Linked DNA regions of Homo sapiens: region 1 is linked to region 2. A link is an interaction called in ENCODE POLR2A ChIA-PET data of the cell type or tissue named here. Cell type or tissue: OCI-LY7. All regions are shown on one strand. Each heading gives the region's core, and the rest is flanking DNA. Links, peaks and the distances in the headings are about the cores only.

Region 1 (10,688 bases), core at 4,488-8,487, 120 kb after region 2:
GCCCATGATATGGTGGATTTTTAACATATCTGTTAAATAGCGATGCCATGGAAGGTGCTTTTAAAGTCAGTGTGATTACTTAATTTGCTTGGCTAAATATATGTGTCCTAGCATCCTAGATGAAAATGAGGGAATGTATAATGCCTATTCATTTAAAGACACCTCATATTAAGCACTCTTTTTCATATTTGTACCCTTTACACACACAATGTCTAGTACCTGCATAGGTGGTCACTCAGTAAAAGTTTGATGAATAAATGAATGAATGCATAGAGATTAAAGATCTGAATCCTGAATGAAGCAAGTAAATACACTGGATCCTCACTATAAATTGTCCTTTGGGCCAGGCACAGTGGCTCACACCTATAATCCCAGCACTTTGAGAGGCCAAGGTGGGCGGATCACGAGGTGAGGAGTTGGAGACCAGCCTGACCAACATGGTGAAACCCTGTCTCTACTAAAAATAGTACTAAAAATAGTACTCAGGAGGCTGAGGTAGGAGACTCTCTTGGACCTGGCAGGCAGAAGTTGCAGTGAGCCGACATTGCATCACTGCACTCCAGCCTGGGCTACAGAGCGAGACTCCATCTTAAAAAAAAAAAAAAATTGCCCTTTGACATTTCTCTGCAGATCCAAATCCTGTCCATCTGTCCATCTGTAAAAGCTCAGCTTAGACTCACATCCTACGTAAAGTCTTCCCTGATGTAAGTTAGTCTCAGTAATTTTTTTCTCTGAATTCCTATAGCATTTTATGATCAAACCCCAAAACACAAGCACTCTATCACATTATCTGTTTTCTACCTTATCTATCCAGCTAGCTATAAATAGGTTCTTTGAGGGCAGGGAACAGGCTTTCTATTTCTTTACATTTTCCACAGAACTGGCACCTAACATCTTATATCAAAGTCTTAATAAATATGTGCTGATCTGAAAAGTAAAAAAGAAATATGGTTGATGTGGCATGATTCTAGTCCTGCATATCTTAGGAACTTTCCCTTTTTGGATGCAGTTGGCCTTTTCAGTCCTGCATTTTTCGTCTAGAGTACCCATTCACTAAATGCAATCTAGTCATAGAGCCAGGGATCTCTTTTACATGTGTTCAAAACTCCGTGGGTCTTTTTCTTTAGGAAGATTCCTGTCTCAGGATAGTTTTTGTGTGTGTTTCCCAAGCCAGTGAGTATCTAAGGGGAAATGATGCTCTAACAAGACAGTTACTGATGTTGAAGGAGTAGAAACTGATCACGTCATTGTACAAAAAAGCGGAGGGGGCACAGAAGAGTTAGAAATCTACCCCCTATTTAGCAGAACAGAATTTTTTAAAAAAATTTAGATTCAGGAGGTACATGTGTAGGTTTGTCACGTGGTATATTGCAGGATGCTGAGGTCTGGACTTCTATTGATCCTGTCACCCAAATAGTGAACATAGTACCCGATAGGTGGTTTTTCAACTCTTGCCCACCCGTCTCCTTTCCCACTTTTGGAGTCCCCAGTGTCTATTGTTCCCATCTTTGTGTTCATGTATACTCAATGTTTAGCTACCACTTATAAGTGAGAACATGCAAGATTAGATTTTCTGCAAAACAAAATTTTTAAAGATTCCCTTTTGCTTTCCCTGTAGTGTCCCTAACGACCGTGTCTGGACATACAATAACTATTTGCTGAATCACTGAATGAATGAACAAGTGAAGAGTGGACATCTGTTAGGGTATATGCCTGTCTCTTCTCTGGGACCTGCCTGTGTAATCCATAGAAGGATGGTAGGCCCTGTGGCCACATTTGTACTGCCTGAGTCCTGGCTGGTTGGACCCTGGTGGGCATCTGACAAGCTGGCCTCATTAGGTTATGTCTCCTGTGATTCAGGATTTAGGACTGAGAGGTGTATAAACCTAGGAGCTGCAGTTCTATCATGCTGTGCCCTGAGGCCCCGGAAAGCAGAGGAAGCCAGACTACTCAGAGAGAATGGAACAGATGCCCAGCGAGGAGCAGAGACAAGAGACACAGAAACTTTTCAGTCTCCGGTTCCAGCCTTTCCTGAGCCCCATCCAAATTCCTGCCCCAAGCTTAGACCCTTGCAATAAATTTCAGTGTTTGCTTAAGTTTGCTGTAATTAGTTTTGTTGTATGCCAAAAAATAGACTTGACTAATACAAAGTGAAAAATAGATGTAAGCCCCAGGCCCAAGACTCTAAAATAATCAATTGCTAAAGAGAGACAGGAGATTCTCAGAAACAAACATAACCATGTGTTACTCAGGAATACGGAGATGAGGGAAGTGGGGAGGCAATGAGACTCCCCAGAGAACGCTCTGAGGAGGCCAGACATGCACAGATGATGGAAGCCATGGCTTCTGACCAAGGAGAAATCCAAATGCTTGGCAGAGATCAAAGGCAGAGTATAAGGAAAGACAAAGCCCAGAGTGAGCTGAGGCTGCATAAAAAAAAAAAAATTACTAAGGACAGCACAAAGGTCTTTTTAGTATCAGAGAAAGAAGAGCAGGGAGAGGGAGAGTCATGGCTTGGTGGAGATGGTGTCATTTTCACAGATGTCAGAGTGAAAGCAAAACTGCTCAGCTCCTATTTTGCTTCCAGCTATACAGATAATTGAAGACCCAGATAGAGGATGGTGAGAAAGTTGCTAGCTGCTTTAAAGAAATTCATTTTATCAAATGTAGACTCGTTAAAAACCAGGAATCGATAGAATTTGTAAGTGTGATCCCTAAAATCTTATCAGCATTGAGATTCAGGAAGCCAGGATGTATGGGCAAGTATGAGTCCAGTCTTCTAAAAGCTGTGAATTCTAGAAGTGGTATCAAAGACTTATGGGCTGAGCCCTAGAAATAATTATAAAATACAGATTATTAAACAAAGGCACTTACAAACCAAAAGGAAGCTATTACATTTAGGAACTAGCATGAGTTTACTCAAAATAAGTCAGGTCAAAACAAACTCTTGACCAGGTACAGCGGCTCATGCCTGTAATCCCAGCACTTTAGGAGACTGAAGTGGGAGGATTTACTTGAAGTCAGGAGTTTGAGACCACCCTGGGAAACATAGCAAGATCCCATCTCTACTAGAAAAAAAAATTAGCTGGGTGTCAAGGTGAGCACCTGTAGTCCTATCTAATCAGGAGTTTGAGGCAGGAGGATTGCTTGAGCCCAGGAGTTTGAGGCTGCAGTGAACTATGATTGCACCTCTGTACTCCAGCCTGTAGACAGAGACCTTGTCTCTAAAAACAAAACAAAACCAAACCTCTTTTTCTTTCTTTCTTTCTTTCCTTCTTTCTTTCTTTCTTTCTTTCTTTCTTTCTTTCTTTCTTTCTTTCTTTCTTTCTTTCTCTTTTCTTTCTTTCTCTTTTCTTCCTTCCTTCCTTCTTTCTCTCTCTTTCTTTCTTTCTTTCCTTCTTTCTTTCTTTCTTTCTTTTGAGATGGAGTCTCGCTGTGTCACCCAGGCTGGAATGCAGTGGCACTATCTCTGCTCACTGCAACCTCCACCTCCCGGGTTCAAGCAATTCTCCTGCCTCAGCCTCCCAAGTAGCTGGGATTACAGGCGAGCACCACCACGCCTGGCTAATTTTTTGTATTTTTAGTAGAGACAGGGCTTCTCCATGTTGGCCAGGCTGGTCTCAAACTCCTGACCTCAGGTGAAACGCCCACCTCAGCCTCCCAAAATGCTGGGATTACAGGTGTGAGCCACCGTACCCTGCCCTCTTTTTCTTTTTTTGAGAGGATTTTCCTGGTAGGTGAATTGGGAAGGTGCCATCTACCAATATCAGTAAGATATTTGGCCAAGATATTCCTTAGACAATTTACTTGGCTAAATATTATGTTCACTGAATCTTCTTAACATATTAATGTCACCTTGTGCTTTTAACCTTTCTATAAACACCTTGAATCAGATTCACAAATAGCTCAAAGTTTGGAGAGAGAGTATCAACATGTACATCAGAATTAAAATATTTCTTGACTCATATAGATTCACAAAAGCTCCAAATGGAGTTTGATAAAGACAAATGTAAAGATCGGCTCCTAAGTTTAAAAACCCAACTGCCCAAACATCGGAAGATGACAATTCTTGACAATTCTTAAAAGCAGTCCATCAGAAGAAGGCCTAGCCATTTGGATTGACTGCAAGCTCAGTATGAGTCAACAAAATCATGTGGTTGCCAAAACAGCTAATGCAATCTTAGGCTGCATTAACAGAAGTGCACCCAACTCTTGTGTCAGATGGTTCTTGACTCAACAACCTGCCCTAGCCAGAGACATGGGTAATCTCTCTATTGGCCAGAGCAGGAAACTGGCACCATTCCCCAATTCAAAACAAGCTCTCAAAGATTGTCTTCTGTTCATAGCAACTATTATCTGTCATCCAGGGCTCTCGTTCTGAACTGACCAGTGTTCCCATCCATTTCCCCAGAACTCTTGGCTCAGATTAGAAGACATTGTCTAGAAAGTCTTTATTTCAGTCTTTTTTTTTTCATCTGGTCACAGTTCAACTACCAACGCAGACATGGCTTGCACATTCTCCACCAAGAGACACAGGCTCTTCACTCTGGGGCTTAGACTCTTTTCTGGGTTTCAGGACAGTCAGCAACATGGCCTTCATCAGCAGATCATCTGACAGAAGAGCCTCCCAGAATGATGGGTTCCTTCACTTCCTTCTCAGCACTAGGGTTGGGCTTAGCTTGTCCAGGACTTTCACCTACTTGAGAGGTTGACAGCACACACCAGGGCCATCATCCCACTGACCGCATCAGAGCTGTGGTTCCCCATGCAGGGATATATACCATCAAGAGCTTGCGAGATCATTTGAGGCACTACATGGACACACATTTTTATCATAATATTTATTGTTTTACTTTAGTTCCTTAATTTTTTTGGAAAAAGAATATATTCACATGGTTCAAAAATTAACAAATACAAAAAATTTTCCTCCTCTCAGTGTCAAACTCTTCCTGCCCATCAGAAACCACTTTTATTAGTTTCTTGGTATTCTTCCCTCAGAGAAGATTTTAAGCATATGCAAATGCAGACCCTCTGTCCCCTCCTCTTCTACGCACATATCATTAGAGGTAAAGTTCTGCTTCTCACTCTTTAACAACAGTCTCTTATCAGTACATAGAAAGCTTCCTCATTCTTTGTTTATGGCTGTGTAATTTTCTGTCGTATAATGAGTGCCCCATTTTCCAATTCCAATACAGTGTCTCCAATTGTATACTATCATCATATTGTGAGGAATGTTCTTGTATATACATCATTTCACACGTCTGTAAACATATTTATAGGATAAACTTATAGAATTAGAATATCTGAGTCACAGTGTTTATTTATTCTAATGTGCATTTTTTTAAAAGTATAACTAGCACACCAAATCCACAATTTCATTATTAGCATTTTTTATAATGAGGGTAGGTTTTAAAATGGTGAATCAGGCTGAGCACGGTGTGTCATGCCTGTAATCCCAGCACTTTGGGAGGTTGAGGCGGGTGGGTCACGAGGTCAGAAGATCAAGACCATCCTGCCTAACACGGTGAAACCCCGTCTCTACTAAAAATACAAAAAAATTAGCTGGGCATGGCGGCGGGCACCTGTAGTCTCACCTACTCTGGAGGCTGAGGCAGAAGAATGGCGTGAACCCAGGAGGCGGAGCTTGCAGTGAGCCAGGATCGTGCCATTGCACTCCAGACTGGGCGACAGAGAGAGATCTGTCTCAAAAAAAAAAAAAAAAATTATGAATCAGTGAGAGAGAAATATTAAGCAAATCTCAGCATTGGTGGTTTGAAAATATGGCTAAAAATTATGAAAGTAGTAAGTAAAGGGCTGGAGTTTGAGAAACACTGACCTAGAACAGAATTATCACATTCCCTACCAGAAGCTCCTAAAGTCTGTATTTCTTACAGGGTTCAAAGTTGTCATAGGTAGGGTACCGGGAAAGAGAGAGCTTTGAGTTAAGGGATTTGGGTTTGAATCTTGATTTTCCTCTAGCTGGCTGTGAGTCTTGCAGCCTCATTTTTCTTATGTGGAAAGGTGTGTTGCTTGGTGGCTATTATAATTCAGCCAGTCTGAGTGAATTTGGGGAAGAAAGAGAAGTCAGAATCTTTGTTCTGGCTAGCACCTTTCCCTTTCAACATGCCTTCTCCATAAACACATTTATGATGGCAGCCTGAAATTAAGCCAGATACAGTATATAATCATGTGTGTGACCTGTGCAGTCACACAGGGGCCCATGCTTAGAAAGTCCCCACCCTTGCTTTCTTTGCTGTCACCATCTTAAAATTCTTAATAATTCAGAATAAGAGGCCCATATTTTCATTTTGCATGGAGACCCTGCAAATTCTGTAAGCACTCACACATGGCCTCCTCCCTCCTATCATCCACCTCCACCTACCAACTGCCTCCTATTGCTCTTGAAGGTTACTGCTGTGTGAAGCCTCCCACCCTTGGGGCCATCTAAGGAAGCTAAAGCTTGGTCACTTCTGCTGTGGTCTGGAGTCCCCTCTGCTGACACCATCTGTCCCAGTGCTATCTCTCTCATGGCCTTCTCTATAGGATGCTCTCAATGTCACTCAGGAGAGTGGCTTTGGGAGGCTAGTACCAACTTCCCCTGGGTATTCTGGGGGGTCTTCACTGATCAGAGCCTGGGTCTGGAGGCACCTTGGTGATGTTTTTCCCCATTAGGCCCCTGAGCTCTATGGAAGCACTTAACTGCCTGTTCCCCGCTTATTCTGTGTTTAGACCAAGGAAGCAACATGCCTGGGGTCTGAAATCCTGGATTCAAATCCTGACTGTGTTTTGTGCTACCCGAGTGAACTTTCACAAGTCCCTCCAATTCTCAAAAGCTTCAGTTTCCTCATCTGCAAAGTGATTATAGAGCAATGCCTAACTTGCTGGTTTATTGTGAGACTGAAATTTATGACAGAAAAATGAGCATAGCCTTTGTTTGTTTCATGGGGTGTTAGTCCTCTGTCCTGACATTCCCACCTCCTACTCCAGGCTGACTTGAGCGAAGGGTTCATAGAGTGCTGGGTACCACCTCCTCAGCTGGCCTGTGGACACTCAATTCCACCTCTGTCCAAACTCCAAGCAGTTTTCTCTCAGCTGCAGTTTGCTCTGTAGCCATTTCATCCTTAGAATTCCTAGCACGCAAAAGGTTTGCAGAATAGTTCATCACACTGCAGTACTATTAAAGCCATATAGTTCATGACATAGTCCAGGGTCATTAAATGCTGTGGAAGTCCCCTTTCACACAGAACACTGGACTTTCTACTTTAGAATTGATTGTCATTTGTCACTAAACAGTTTCTCATACTTCTCCGCCTCCCTGTTTGGATTGTCTGCTTAGTACAATCTGCTTAGTAAGTGGACATCTCTTTTTTTTTTAATGGAGTTTTGCTCTTGTTGCCCAGGCTCGAGTGCAACAGCATGATCTCGGCTCACTGCAACCTCTGCCTCCCAGGTTCAGGCGATTCTCCTGCCTCAGCCTCCCAAGTAGCTAGGAGTACAGACAGGCACCTGCCACCACGCCCGGCTAATTTTTGTATTTTTAGTAGAGACGGGGTTTTACCACGTTGGCCAGGCTGGTCTCGAACTTCTAACCTCAGGTGATCCGCCCGCCTTGGCCTCCCAAAGGGCTGGGATTACAGGCGTGAGCCAACGCACCCAGCTGTGGACATCTCTTTATTATATCCACTGCTTTTCCAGATTCTCTCTTGCTCTCTCCTTCCACTTCTGTCCGCTGGGACGTAGAATGGTGGAAGGAAGATGGGGGAGAGGTGTCCTGAATTCTAGAGAAGTGGTTTCTAGCAGAGCAAAGAAACATACAAGAAGCTATTGCAATATTTCAGGCAAGAAATAATGCTAAGGCAGCCACAGGAAGAGAGGATGGATGTGGATAAATGCCAAATACAATGTGGCATTTCACATGGAGACAAAGGAGAGTGACTGGGAGGCTGGTGACACCCGTGACTGCCACAGGAAATGGAGTGGTAACCTCATCCACCCCTACACTTTCATACAAGTGACTCTCAAGGCATGCTTCTGGCCATATTGTCTCCCGAGAGCAGAAATCTGAAGACAACTGATATGGCCTTTAATAAATGGGGACTGAACTTTGGGGAGGCCCTAATTAAAGACAGCTGGAGCCCTGGGGAAAAGGAGCCAGTGGAGACTGTGGGAAAATGTCAGAGAGGCAGGAGGAAGGTGAGACCACTGCGGTCAGCCACATCTGACTCAGCTCTTCAAGGAGGGAGGTGGACGGTGCGGAGAGCTGCTGGAGGGGAGGGGAAGCTGAAGACCATGATGACGTCATGGCCGAGCTGGGGCAGTGGGCAGAGGAGGCGGAAGTCAGGTTGTGAAGAGCTGAGGAGATAGTGGGGGCTGAGAGGATAGAAGGGCTGGATGCTCTCCCTGAACTGTGAAAAGGAAGAAATCATGCTGCCCACAGGTGGAGTAGCCCAGGAGAAGGGCAACCCTGGGTCTGCAGCCCCCGCCCCTCTGCCTCTGTGTCTTCCTCACACTGGGCTCCCAAGCCTGTGTAGGCTTGAGTCTTTCTGAAACTTTGGTCAGTCTGTGGTAACACCTTTCCCATGATGAAACATGTTTTTTCTTCCCCTTTCTGCATCTTCATTAGTTGCCTTCCTCCTAAACAGAACTCGGCAGCTAAATTAGGCCAAAACCCCAACTCATTTCCAACAAAGTTCACCAAATAAGCTGAGAAATCTCTACGGCCTCACAGGAGTCAGTGTCAAGTCACAGGGACTCAGGGGCTCTTCAGACCCCAGCTGCACGGAGCCGAGGTCTGAGGTAAAGAAGCAGCCATGTTCCACATGCACTTCCCCTCTTCCGGACACAGAAGTTAGGATGTAGGACGTGCCTCAAAGGCAGTGTGGATGTGGAGAGGAAGTGATGGCTGCAGCCAACCAGCGTTAAGTCCTCCCCAAATAGGTGTGCGGAAGTGGGAAGGGCACACGTCTACCCATGTTCTCTCTTTACTTTAGAGAAGGCTGGGGAACAGAAGGCTGAAACCAACTGTGTGCAGAGTTCTCAGGCCTCTGCCAAAAATGAGCAGGACCTGCCCGACACCTTCTCCGCTACAACCTCTTTTTCTACTGTCACTGCCCATTGTCATGGTGGCTCCCCAAAGGTGAGCCTGAGTCCATATTTGCAAGCTTTGCCCTGAAGACAATTATATATCTGATTGCTGTGGCTGCAGAGGCTTAGAATCCTTCAGGGGCAGGAGAGGTCCTGGCAGTAACAGTTATTCTCTATAAGTTCTTATGTGCCAAGAAAGCTCTGAAGTGCTTGATATGCATCATTTCATTTGTTCCTTACCCAAATCCATTGATAGTAAAAGAAGCTAATTCTTAGGTTAAGTATTAATCACTTGTTTAAGGTTACAGACCTCATAAATGATGAGGATTAAACCCAGGTTTGTCTGACTCTAAAGCCAATCTGTGCTCTGTAGAGAAGAGGGAAAGAGAAATTGCCACCTCCCCAGCATTTCATTGAATCTAAATACATTTTATTTTTTTCTTTCCTGGAATCCAAAGCATGTCAAAGACATTTCAGCCATAAACCTGGTTATTTTTTCCTATTAAGAACAAACATGATGGGCCAGGCACAGTGAGTGGCTGACCCGTGTAATCCCAGCACTTTGGGAGGCCAAGGCAGGCAGATCACTTGGGCTCAGGAGTTCAAGACCAGCCTGGGCAACATGATGAAACCCCGTCTTTACAAAAAAATACAAAAATTAGCCGGATGCAATGGCATGTGCCTGTAGTTACAGCTACTCAGGGGGCTGTGGCAGGAGGATCACCTGAGCCTTGGGAAGTTGAGGCTGCAGTGAGCCGTGGTGATCCTGCCACTGTACTCCACCCTGGGCGACAGAGACCTTGTCTTGAAAAGCAAACAAGCAAACAAACAATAAAAGCAGAGATGCTATTCTGCCTAGGGCAGGGAATGACTTGGCCCTTAGAAGTGTTCTAAAATTCTGATCCATGACCTGATAGACCCAAACCCTTCTACTGACACAAGTACAAAAGCTGTCATTTCTTGAGGGTAGCAGGGACTAAGGCCAGAACTTGGCAACTGGGGAAGAGGTTGGGAGCAGGAGAAGTCAGCATGAGAGCCTGCTAGGGCACATTGTATCTTGAGGGACTTCATACTTGAATTCACAGCCTTGCCTCCTAACATTTAAAAGTTTAAATAAACTAGAAATGTTTCCTTACCATGGGGACCAAAACAAGTTTCTGTAAAGGTAAATACATGTAAAAATAAATACAAAATAGCCATGGATATGAAAGCATGGTTAAGGAAAGCATGGATATGAAAGCCATGAAAGCATGGATAAGGAGGGACTCCTTTTAAAAATGTCCAAGACATTTGGAATTTGGAGTTCCTGGCATGGTGCTGTGTTTTTCCTGTTTGAGCTGTGGTGCTGGCCTCCTAAGAGCTCACCCCATTGCCTCAGCCTCAAAGGTGCTGGCTGAAGGGAGCTGGGCCTGTAGCTCCATCCATGCTGTCAGTGAGCTCCCTGGACCTAACTGCCTTTTCAAATCCCATAGGGCCACCTGCACGTTCCCAGATTTCTTCCCTGGCTTGGGCTGGGACATCTTGACAGAAAGGTAGGCAGCGGGGGGCAGGTGTGCCTAGCACTTTGGGAGGCTGTAATCTCAGCACTTTGGGAGGCTGAGGCA
Region 2 (10,688 bases), core at 2,651-6,650:
TAAGTTGAAAATACTTTGTTATGTTTTATAAAAATAAAAATATGATCTTAAATATGAGGGTTCTAGGCCGAATAACATTGGGAATTTATTACTCAAATTGAAGGAGAATTCAGAGTATTTTCTCTTTTGATTTATGACAGAATGAAAGATTTTAAAAGACTTTGACACCTCTGTTGAGTAAAAGAAAGGGTGTATTGAATACAATTCATTTGATGGGGGTAGGAGAAGGTTAGGATAGGCCGCAGGTGAGGTATAATATTATGCTTTAAAATAATGGCATTTTGAAAAAAAGAAAAGTGGAAATTAACATATCAAAGTTGGAAAAGCAGGAGTGGGGGAAGTATTAAAGTACCAGACAGAGAAGACATCAAAGTTGTTTTGGAAGATGAGAAAGTAGAATAATCATAGCTATAGGGAATACCAGTCAAACAGGTCAAATCCTGTTATAAAAGGTGGCACAGGTGCCACCGAATGACTTCTGCTGCCATTGTGGGAGCCACTGTTCATACTCTATGCTCCCTTCAACTTTCCTCCTTTTCTTCCTTCACTATTCTCTTTTGTCTCTAATTTCTTCCTATGCTGTGAGTGTTTCAGTGAGATCCACTTGAAGTGGATTCCTACTGTTAGACTCCTTTACAGGAAAGGTCCAGAAAGTATCTGTTTTGTTTTGTGTGTGTGTGTGTGTGTGTATGTGTGCATATGTGTATATATACATATATACATGTGTGCATATGTGTATATATGCATATATACACGTGTGTGCATATGTGTATATATGCATATATACATGTGTGTGCATATGTGTATATATGCATATATACGTGTGTGCATATGTGTATATATGCATATATACGTGTGTGCATATGTGTATATATGCATATATACGTGTGTGCATATGTGTATATATGCATATATACGTGTGTGCATATGTGTATATATGCATATATACGTGTGTGCATATGTGTATATATGCATATATACGTGTGTGCATGTGTATATATGCATATATACATGTGTGTGCATATGTGTGCATATATACATGTGTGTATGTGTGTATGTATACATATATGTATATGTGTCTATGCACATATGTGTGTATATATACATATATTTTTTGTATGATACATGTATAGTGAAGACGCTGCATCTCAGTGGCTCACTTGTCAGAAGTTTTGTTACTAATATAACAGCCACAGGGTTGTTTTCTAAGCCAGCAGAAAAATGGTTGTCATTTAAATAGGAAGTAAAATATCCAATATGGTATAAAATAAAAATGTATCACTATAAATCTTGAAACAGAGAGATAGTGGAGATAAGGCTGGATAAAGTAGCAAGCTAAGCCTTATCCTAGCCTGGGGAGAGGAACAGAGAAGATAGTGGGAGCATTGGGAGGAATATATAAATAGGATGGTCTCCAGGTTCTAGAAGAGTCTAGTAATGCTAGATCAGATAGTCACTGTATCCTGAAGCTTCTAGAAGTCTTAGAGCACATGCTGATTTTAGTCCATGTGGTCCACGAAGTCTTCTTCACCTGCCCCATCCCCTTCCTTTCCACCAGGTACATGCTTTACAGAATGTAAAGTAGCTTTTGTCCCGGAATATCAGCCAAAGGTGGTGACATTTTTTGAATGAATGACTGTCTCTTTAGGCTTATAAGTCTTTGTTATAACAGTGTTAATAGCTTATTACCTGCTTGGATATTGTCTGACTAAATTATTTTGGCAGTTAATTTCTGCTTCCCTTGTGGTTTCATTTGGATTCAAAATGTATACTTCCTGTCCTATCTTAGGTTTCATTTCTTTGCTTTCTAACAGCTGTGGTCTTCTGCCTTCATGGTAGAAGAAGCAATTGCTGAGTTTTATGTTGTTGTTTTTAATGGATGTGTTACAGTAAGATCTGGACCCACTAGTATTGCAAGTTTCATGAGGCAGTTTTGAGGTGGAGAGTGGTTCACACTTTAAAAGGGCTGGTGTGTTTTATACTTGAGAAAAATTGTTTCCTGCCTCCGGCTAGCCTTTCAAATTTTTGTATTAGTGTCATGAATGAGTGCCTGAAAGTTTAGATGGGTTAGTTTAATTGATCTTGTGTAGAGAATAAATTATAAAGCATACGTCTTGTAGATAGTGGATTATTCATCTGTTTGTAGGTATATTGGCAGATGGCCATTATATATTGCCATTAAAGTTTTGCAGTCAAGCCATATTTTAGTTTAGTTGCTGTATTGTTATGAATAGACTTATCAGCTGTCTGGGAAATTGTAACTAAGCATTTACAAGGAAATATAAGAGTGGAATTTTGGCAGGTATGTCACATGGTAAGTGACAGCTTGTAACCAGCTCTTTTTTTGTTAGTGTGTAAATGGAGCTGCTTAGGAACATTGTTTTTACTCTCCCTTAGACCCAGTTTTTAGTCAGTGGAAAGAGGAGGTGATTCTACTAATTGTCTAAGAAAATTTTAGGAATCTCAAGTAGACTATGTGGCAGCTTTGGGTTTTTTTCTTGTCTGTTTCATTTACAACAGGATTTCTCAACCTTGGCACTTATTGACGACTTGGTCCAGATAGTTCTTTGTTGTGGTGGGTTGTCTTGAGCATTGTAAGACGTTCAGCAGCATCCCTGGCCTCTATCCATTAAATGCCAGTATCTTCCCTTGCAATCGTGACAATAAAAAATGTCCACACATTGCCAGATGTCCCCTGGATTGTAAATTCACCCCCAGTTGAGAACCACTGATTTAGAAAATATATGTAGTAAAGATATATATGCACTGCATGGGTTCATTTTCTTGTTTTCTCCTCTAAGCCACAGATTGGATTTTCTTTTCAGTTTTCTTTTAGGTAGTAATAGGCTAGTTACCATAGGCAGACATTATCCATAAACATTTGTACATATTTTAATTTCTTAAATCTGTGTTCTTTTACTGGCAATTATTGAATACTTATTGTATAGAGCACAATTACCGGGGTTATGCCTTTGGCAAATTAAAAGAAAGACATTTAAGTAGCTATAATAGTAGGTCAAAGGTATTATGTAAGTATAGGCAAGAAGTTTATTCCAACAGAGGTGGAGATGGGGTGGAGAGGGTGTCTTTGAGGAGGTGAGATTTGGTTTGTACATTGAAAGATGGATGGGATTTTAATAAGTGGATATTGGGCAAATTGCCATTTCAGGCGGGAAGAACAACTCATGGCTCCTTTATTCCAAATAAGTTTTTTAAAAATTGATTCACTCACTTAATACATTGCATTAATTAGTATGCTGACCACATCTAAGTTTTTCTTAGATAAGGTAGGTTTATGGACAGAGAAGTGGTGATGTGGAAGTGGTAGTTCAAAGATTTGGTGGCTGCTGTAGGCCTCAAAAAGGGAAAAGGAATTTGGTCAGGCAGGATCCTACAGAATCCCTTCCTTTAACTGTACTCTTTAATGTTTACCATCCTTCAGGATCTTTTTTCACTTGTGTCGCTCTCTTCTTTTAAATTATTCCCTTTACCGATCTTACTTTCTGTGAACCAATCTCAATTTTCCTTTAAAAGGCCTTCCTGATCTGATTTTTCTTTTCAAGTTCTGTCCTTCTTTACCTTTGTTTTATGGCCAAGCGTTTCAAGTTTGCCCTAACCTATGTTTTTCCTTTAGTTACCATCTACTTTTCCTTAATCCCTTGCTATCAGTCCATTTTTTTCTGAGTACATTATTGAAATTACCATTTCCAAAGGTGCCAAAGACCTCACGGTGGCCAAATTCATTTACTGATTGTTTTCCTTTCCCTCAAACTCACACTTTTGTTTTCCTTCCTCTGTGTGTCCCCCTCTCTTGTATCTGTCCTTCTATCCATTCCACCAATAAACATTCAGTTTGGGCCATGCTATATCCCAGGTCCCTGGGGATAAAAAGAGACTGTGCCCTCAAGTAGTTTCACTGGGCATACAAGTAAGTACTCAATTACCAAATAGTTCATACTGGCAGTGGTATATACACAGAGGCTTTACAGGGTGTTCTGAGCTCTGTTGCGTTTAGCATCAAGATTTCATGATTCTAATTACATTGCCCATTCTTTTGAAAAATTCTTCCTACTGTTACCTTACCTGCATTTCTTCCTGCAAGCATCAAGAAGGAAGCATTGATCTGGGGCTTTAAGCACCATCTGCTACTTTCTGTGTGGGCTAACAACTTAACATTTCTGTGTCTTGATTTCTTTATTTGTAAAACGGAACATTGATCTCCTAAAATTGCTGTCAGTGTTAACAAAGGTTTACATGTGTTTAACAAATTCTGGTTCTTTTTCAGGTTCTTTACCACCTGTCCCCCTGCCAATTAATCTTTGCGTTGCTTCTATATTAATAGTCTTGAAAAAGTATTTGTATATGGCTTTCACTTCCTTAAACTCATTTATCTGGTATTGTTGGCCTTCCATAAAATGACCTGCACCTACCTCTGCCTCATGATATCTTCTTACTCCCTGATAGAAACCAACTGCCTTAGCCAGAGTAATCTCATTGTTTTCTAATCATGGCATATGCATTCCTGCTTAAATCTCTCTTCCCATGTCATTTCCCATGTGGGAAGTGCCACACTGTACTAGCTTAGCTTAAACTTCACCTTCTTTTGTGAAGACTTCCTTGTGTACTCTGGTGATTTCTGCATTCTTTAAACTTTGTAGCATTTCCTGTATCTTAGTCATTTGGTACTTGTAATTTCTTAATTTTGTAATGATCTCTTTTTTTATATGTGACTTATCTCTGCAGCTAGACTAAGTATGGTTGAGACCATGTTTCAGCATCTTTTAAATGTACAGTGTACATAATTGGTGTTAAATAAAATTGTCATGCTTTTGTTTTGTTTTTGCAAAACATTTAGGACTATTTACCGTATGCCAGTGCTAGGCTCTGAGAATATAAAAATGAACCGATACTTACTCTTTAGGATAGTGGCTCCTGAGGGAGACAGATGTGGCACAAATATTTCAATATAATGTAGTAAATACAGTGTGAAATGTTTTCAAGGAATTCCATGAGTGTACTAAGGGAAGTGGAACTTTTCCTGCATAGGAGGTTTAGGGAAAGCTTCTGGAGTTGAACACCAGAGTTCAGTTTTACTTATTTTTTTATTTTTCTCAGAGACAGGATTTCGCTCTGTTGCCCAGGCTGGTTTTGAACTCCTGGCCTTAAGTGATCCTCTTGCCTCAAGTGATCCTCTTGCCTCAGCCTCCCAAGTTGCTTAGATTTATAGCCATGAGCCACCATTCCCTGTGGGCTGAATTTTAAAAGGATGAGCAGGATTAGCCAGGTAAAAAAGAAGAGTATAGCAGGCAAAGAACAAAATGAGTAAATGCCTCAGTGCAGTGTGTTTGAAGAACTCTAAAAGAATCCTGATACTAGGAATGACTGAGTTTGGTTGATGTAAACATTATGATCAGATTGAGACTACCAGTCACATTAGGCCATATAAATTAGAGATTTTGATTAGTCCATATCTCATTCTGCATTTTTTTGTGTGGGGGTGGGGGGTCTAAGGTTTTTTTCAGTGAACCTGGTCATTAATCTTAAGGGAGCAGTTTATATTTGAGTAGCTGGTGTGTGTTATGCACATTCCTACTGGAATAGGGAGACACAAGAGAGAAAGATTTATATAATGCCTACAGTACTTCCTCTTGAGATATGTAAAGATTTAGATTTCCTCCCCCTACTTTTGTAAGTAGCCTCATCTTAGGTAAAAAAAAAAAATAGCTATTTGGAACATTATTAAATGATTACGTGGGAAATGATGACAGTGTTAGTGAGTACAGTAGTCCTCCCTTAATTATGGTTTTAGTTACCTTGTGGTCAATGGTAACTAAAAGTAGGTGGTCAGAAAATAGGTGAGTACAGTACAATATATTTTGAGAGAGTGAGAGACCATGTTCACATAACTTATTATAGCTTATGTCATAATTATTCCATTTTATTATTAGCTATTGTTAGTCTCTCACTGTGCCTAATTTATAAGTTAAACTATCATAGGTAAATCTGTATAGGAAAAAAGTGGTATATATAGTGTTTGTTACCACCTGAAGTTTCAGGCATCCACAGAGTCATCTCCCATGGATAATGGAGGACTAATGTACATGTAATTCTGAAAACAGCTTTGGGCTAATAGGACTTCATTTATAGAATCCTCACCTTGAGATAAGGAGGTAGAATGGAGGTAGAGTTGTGGGAAGGAGAAGTTCTACAGCATTAGGGGGAAATATCAGAAATCTTTAGTTACTAAGGTTAAGTGAAGTGTCTTTGGATTTAACTTTTTCAAGTCATAAAGAAGAAAAACTTTGCAGACCCTTTGATGATTAGTGTTTTGTTCTCACAGTTCTTGATGGCATTTTCCTACTGTTGTGTCTTGTCTTAAATGACAAGCATGATTCTGAAAGTCTGTTATAACTGCTATATTGCATTAATATTCTCATCTGTTTCCCAAAACTCTTTGGGTTCTTTTCTCAGATCGCAGAAGTTGAGTTCTTTTTCTTTCCTTCTCCTTCCCAAAGACATATAATAGTATTTCAGTGCTGTGTTAGTTGGGATACAGTATAATGGATGTGTCTGTTTTACTAATACTGCCTCTTAGAAAGGTTACGAATTATTTACTTTTGTATCAGGTGATCACCTAACCAGATTATCTTTGAGATACTGTACAGTAATGAGATAATTAGTAGTGAGGTAATCAAAGGAAAATGCAACTGGAAGATGGTATTCAAAGAGAAAAATGAGTTAAAGACTGCTTACTTGAAATTTTTTTTATTACTGGTGAAAAAAGTAAAAAAGCATAGTGTTGAGAGAACCACCATAGGATAAATTTGGACATTAAAGAGTGTCTTAGGACATCTGCAGAATTTTGTGTGTGTGCATACATACAACTTGTGTAATATATTATGAGGTGAAATTTTTGTACTTTTAACATCTAATTCTATGAAATCATATTCCTCAATTTCTGTTTAAGTAACCAAAATGACAGTATTATACCTTGTCTGAAATAATCATTAGTTTTGTTTTTTGATGAAAAAAGGTTAGACCATTTTAAGAACCACAACTCAAATAATAAGGCATACTGGCCATAAATTCTGGTTTATGAAAGGAAAATAATGTAACAGATTAATTGCTTTCTGGTTTTCTAATGTAATATATTAATTTGGTTGTTTAAACGCATACACAGGTCTTTTTGGCTCCCTAAGACAGCGGCACGGCATAGCAAGTTGAATGAGCCAAGGAGTTTGAATTAAGACTGGCTTAATTTGTATTTTGGTTGTCCTGAGTTCAGATCCCTATTATATACTAGCAATGTAACCTTGAAGCTCTCTAGTTTTTTACCTTGGCTACCTGTAAAATGACCATGGTAGAATTACTAGGAGAATTACATGAGAAGATAGACACAGTATAATCCCTCCATAGCCGTGGGAGATTGGTTCCAGGACCCCCACAATACCAAAATCTGTAGGTGCTCCTTTATATAAAATGGCATAGTACTTGCACATAACCTGCATACATTGTCTACTCTAAATCATCTCTAGATCACTTACAATATGTAATACAATGTAAAAGTTGTTACACTATATTGCTTTTTAATTTGTATTTTAAAAAATTGTTATTTTTTTCTGAAAAAAAATTTTTTTTTTTTTTTTTGGTCTACAATTGGTTGAATCCATGGATGAGGAACTCACCGATAGAGGGCCAGCTCATACCACAATAACCCTCATGCTTTCTGCTTTTTTGTTACCTGTGCTGTTTCTTTATACCTGAAATAACAATTAGTCTTTCCACTATTTTTGGCAGCTGATTTGAAGCTACAAGTGATGGCAGTTCTCAAGAATGTGTCACCAGGAACAATTCTCTCTCCCTTTAAATGCTAACAGGGAATTGTTAGCATTTCCTTTGTATGAGGGTTACTTGCTTTTGTGTTGGATTTGGGAGAGGTGTGCAGTATATCCTGATGTGGCCATATAGGTATATCCTTTAATATTAATCTTTGTGAAACTTAGGAGACTCCTGAGTTAATATCCTTTATCTAAAAATTTTTTGGTATGTGATTTTATTATTTTATAAATAATGTTTTTAGTAATCATTTTGACCTGTTGTTTGAAAGGCTTATTATACTCTTAGACCATCTGCCATATAGCTTCTGGGTTAGCTTCCATTCGCATGTAATCTGGCATACACTGACATACCTTTTCTTTTTTCAGTTCTGACATTGAGGCTTGTATAGACTAGCAATAAGGAATAACTTCACAGAGAGGCTGTTTGTTTGTTCTTTTGACATGATTGTTAGTAGTAATAGCCAGCACTTTTATGTTGTGCCAGACAGTATTCCAAATATTGTGTGTTTATTAACTCTTTGAATAGTAGATGTATACTATTATTGCTCTGTTACACAGCTAGGCAAACAGGCATAGGAGACATACATGCAGAAAGTGGCAGAGCTGGGTTTTGAACCTAGATATCAGGCTGATTCTATCTGTATCTGTATAGTTTTATAATCTTATTTGCTTAGGATTGTATGATTTTATTTTTATTTTATTTTTGTTTATATAAAACATAATGTAATATGTAGAATTATAAACATATATAATCTGAACACTCTTCTCATCAGTGTCAACCTTCCTAATGCACTTTTTCTTTGTAGATAATAAGCGGGAAGTGGGCCGGGTAGTTTTGCCAAAAAACTTACTTAGGGGAGATAAGTTTTTCTTGTATATTTGAAATTAATTCATTTAGATTGCTTTATCTTACTGACTAGTTGACCTGCTATTCCTCCCTTATTATAGCTGTTCTTTCTGCAGGTTTTGTCTTTAGTTAGTATCACTACTTAGATACAGTTTATTTCCTAGAACACTGGGGAATATTGAGAACCAGCTATTATGGGGGAAAATAACTTTGACCTATCAGGGCTAATAGTACAAGTAGTGAATGACTTGCCAGTTTTTGTGGATAACTTCACTGCAGAAGATTTGGATTCCATTTTCCTCACTGACTTGGTTATTACATAGAGATGTTTAGGTGCCAGCTTCTGACACTGAGGATTATAATTTTGCATGTATGAAATTTAAATCTTGGATAATAACTTGCTTCTAAAGGAAAATTCAATGTAACTTTTAAAAAGTAACAGATTACTAAAGCTATACTTTATATGTGACCTGATATCTTTGAATTTAATGTTTACCCTTGGAAATTTATTGTTACCTGAAATTGAGACAGCAAGACTGTGGTTAACTAGGAAAAGGGACAGCTTTCCTTTACTCACTTCCCAGTCTTAATTTCTTTCTTTCATATGACTTTACATTGCTCTTGAAAATTTCCTTCTTCCAGAAAGTCTTTCTTTGGATCATCTTAGAATTTTCTCAGGTAAATGAGTAGATGTTTCTCTTTTGTGTGTGCACCATGTTGTTCTCATGTTGTCATTTAAGAGGAGGGCTTTCTCTTAATTATTTTGGGACAACCTTAGAACCATACTGACACCCAGTAAATGTTGGCTAATAATATATGAGATTGCACTTACTGCAAACATTTTGAATTACGTGAATTTCTCAGAGTAATTGACATATTCAGTCTTCAAGGAATGGTAGAGTCTGAATAATTAGTACTATTCTTCATTGTTACATAAAACCAAGCACACTTGACTTAAGCAATGAAAAGAAGCAAAAACTGTATAAACTGTGTCACAGGCCTTTTTTTTGTGTGTGACGGATTCTTACTTTGTTGCCCAAACTGGAGTGCAGTGGTGCCATCTCGGCTCACTGCAGCCTCCACCTCCTGGGTTCAAGCGATTCTCCTGCCTCAGCCTGCTGAGTAGCTGGGATTACAGGCGCCCGCCACCACGCCTGGCCGATTTTTGTGTTTTTAGTAGAGATGGGGTGTCACCATGTTGGTCAGGCTGGTCTCGAACTCCTGACCTCGTGATCCACCTGCATTGGCCTCCCAAAGTGCTGTGATTACAGGCGTGAGCCACCACACCTGGCCTTTTCTTTTTTTCTGAGACAGGGTCTCACTGTGTCACCCAGGCTGGACTCCAGTCACGTATTCACAGCAACCTCTACCTCCCAGGCTCAAATGATCCTCCCACCTCAGCCTCCTGAGTAGCTAGGACTACAGGCGCACGCCACCACACCCAGCTAATTTTGGAATTTTTTTCTTCGTAGAGATGGGTCTCTCCAGGTTGCTCAGGCTGGTCACTGTCTTTTTAAAGAAATGCTGATAACACTGTAGATGTAAGAATTGAAGAATACAGGAGTTTATTAGGTTTTTAGTTGCAAGGAACAGAAAAAACACTGGCTCACTTAAGCGGTGAAAGGGCTGGAGATGTAGGACCAGTAGCGGTATTCGTTTCCTTTTCCTGCTCTAACAAATTACTACCACCATGGTGGGGTTAAAACACACAACAGTTCTGGAGGTCAGAGGTCCAAAATGGGTCCTACCAGGCTAAAGTCAAGGTGCCATTCCTTCTAGAGTGTCTAGGAGGAAAATCCTTTTTCTTGCCTTTTCCAGCTTTTCAGACTGCCCACATTCCTTAGCTCATGGCCCCCTTCCATCTTCAAAGCCAGTAGTCACATTACTCTATATTCTACTTCCCCCACCACTCTTTCTCTGACTCTCCTGCCTCTCTTTCACTTAGAAAGATCCTTGTAATCACATTGGACACACCCAGATAATTCAATACACTCTCCCTTTCT

The links. ChIA-PET counts read pairs that join two places held together with the same protein. Peaks named below come from ENCODE experiments on the same cell type or tissue, not always from the same donor. Only the 100,000 strongest peaks of a DNase experiment are listed, where the experiment ranks them.
Region 1: POLR2A ChIA-PET joins it to region 2 with 7 read pairs; 7 of 35 experiments call an interaction of 5 or more read pairs at or near these places.

Annotation. Positions count from the first base shown.
Region 1 is chr1:183,596,151-183,606,838 of GRCh38, forward strand. It overlaps a transcript of NCF2 not described here. Among named protein-coding and RNA genes, the nearest start is that of NCF2, 11 kb to the left of the region's middle. RefSeq lists enhancers at 3,240-3,739, 8,084-8,378, 8,530-8,619. In OCI-LY7, for the core only: no CTCF peak of the experiment used is centred there; no DNase peak of the experiment used is centred there.
Region 2 is chr1:183,476,731-183,487,418 of GRCh38, forward strand. The region is part of intron 1 of SMG7 (SMG7 nonsense mediated mRNA decay factor); the gene reads left to right. Among named protein-coding and RNA genes, the nearest start is that of SMG7, 9.6 kb to the left of the region's middle. RefSeq lists an enhancer at 4,191-4,270. In OCI-LY7, for the core only: no CTCF peak of the experiment used is centred there; a DNase peak (open chromatin) is centred at 4,331; H3K4me3 peaks cover 3,908 bases; H3K27ac peaks cover 4,000 bases.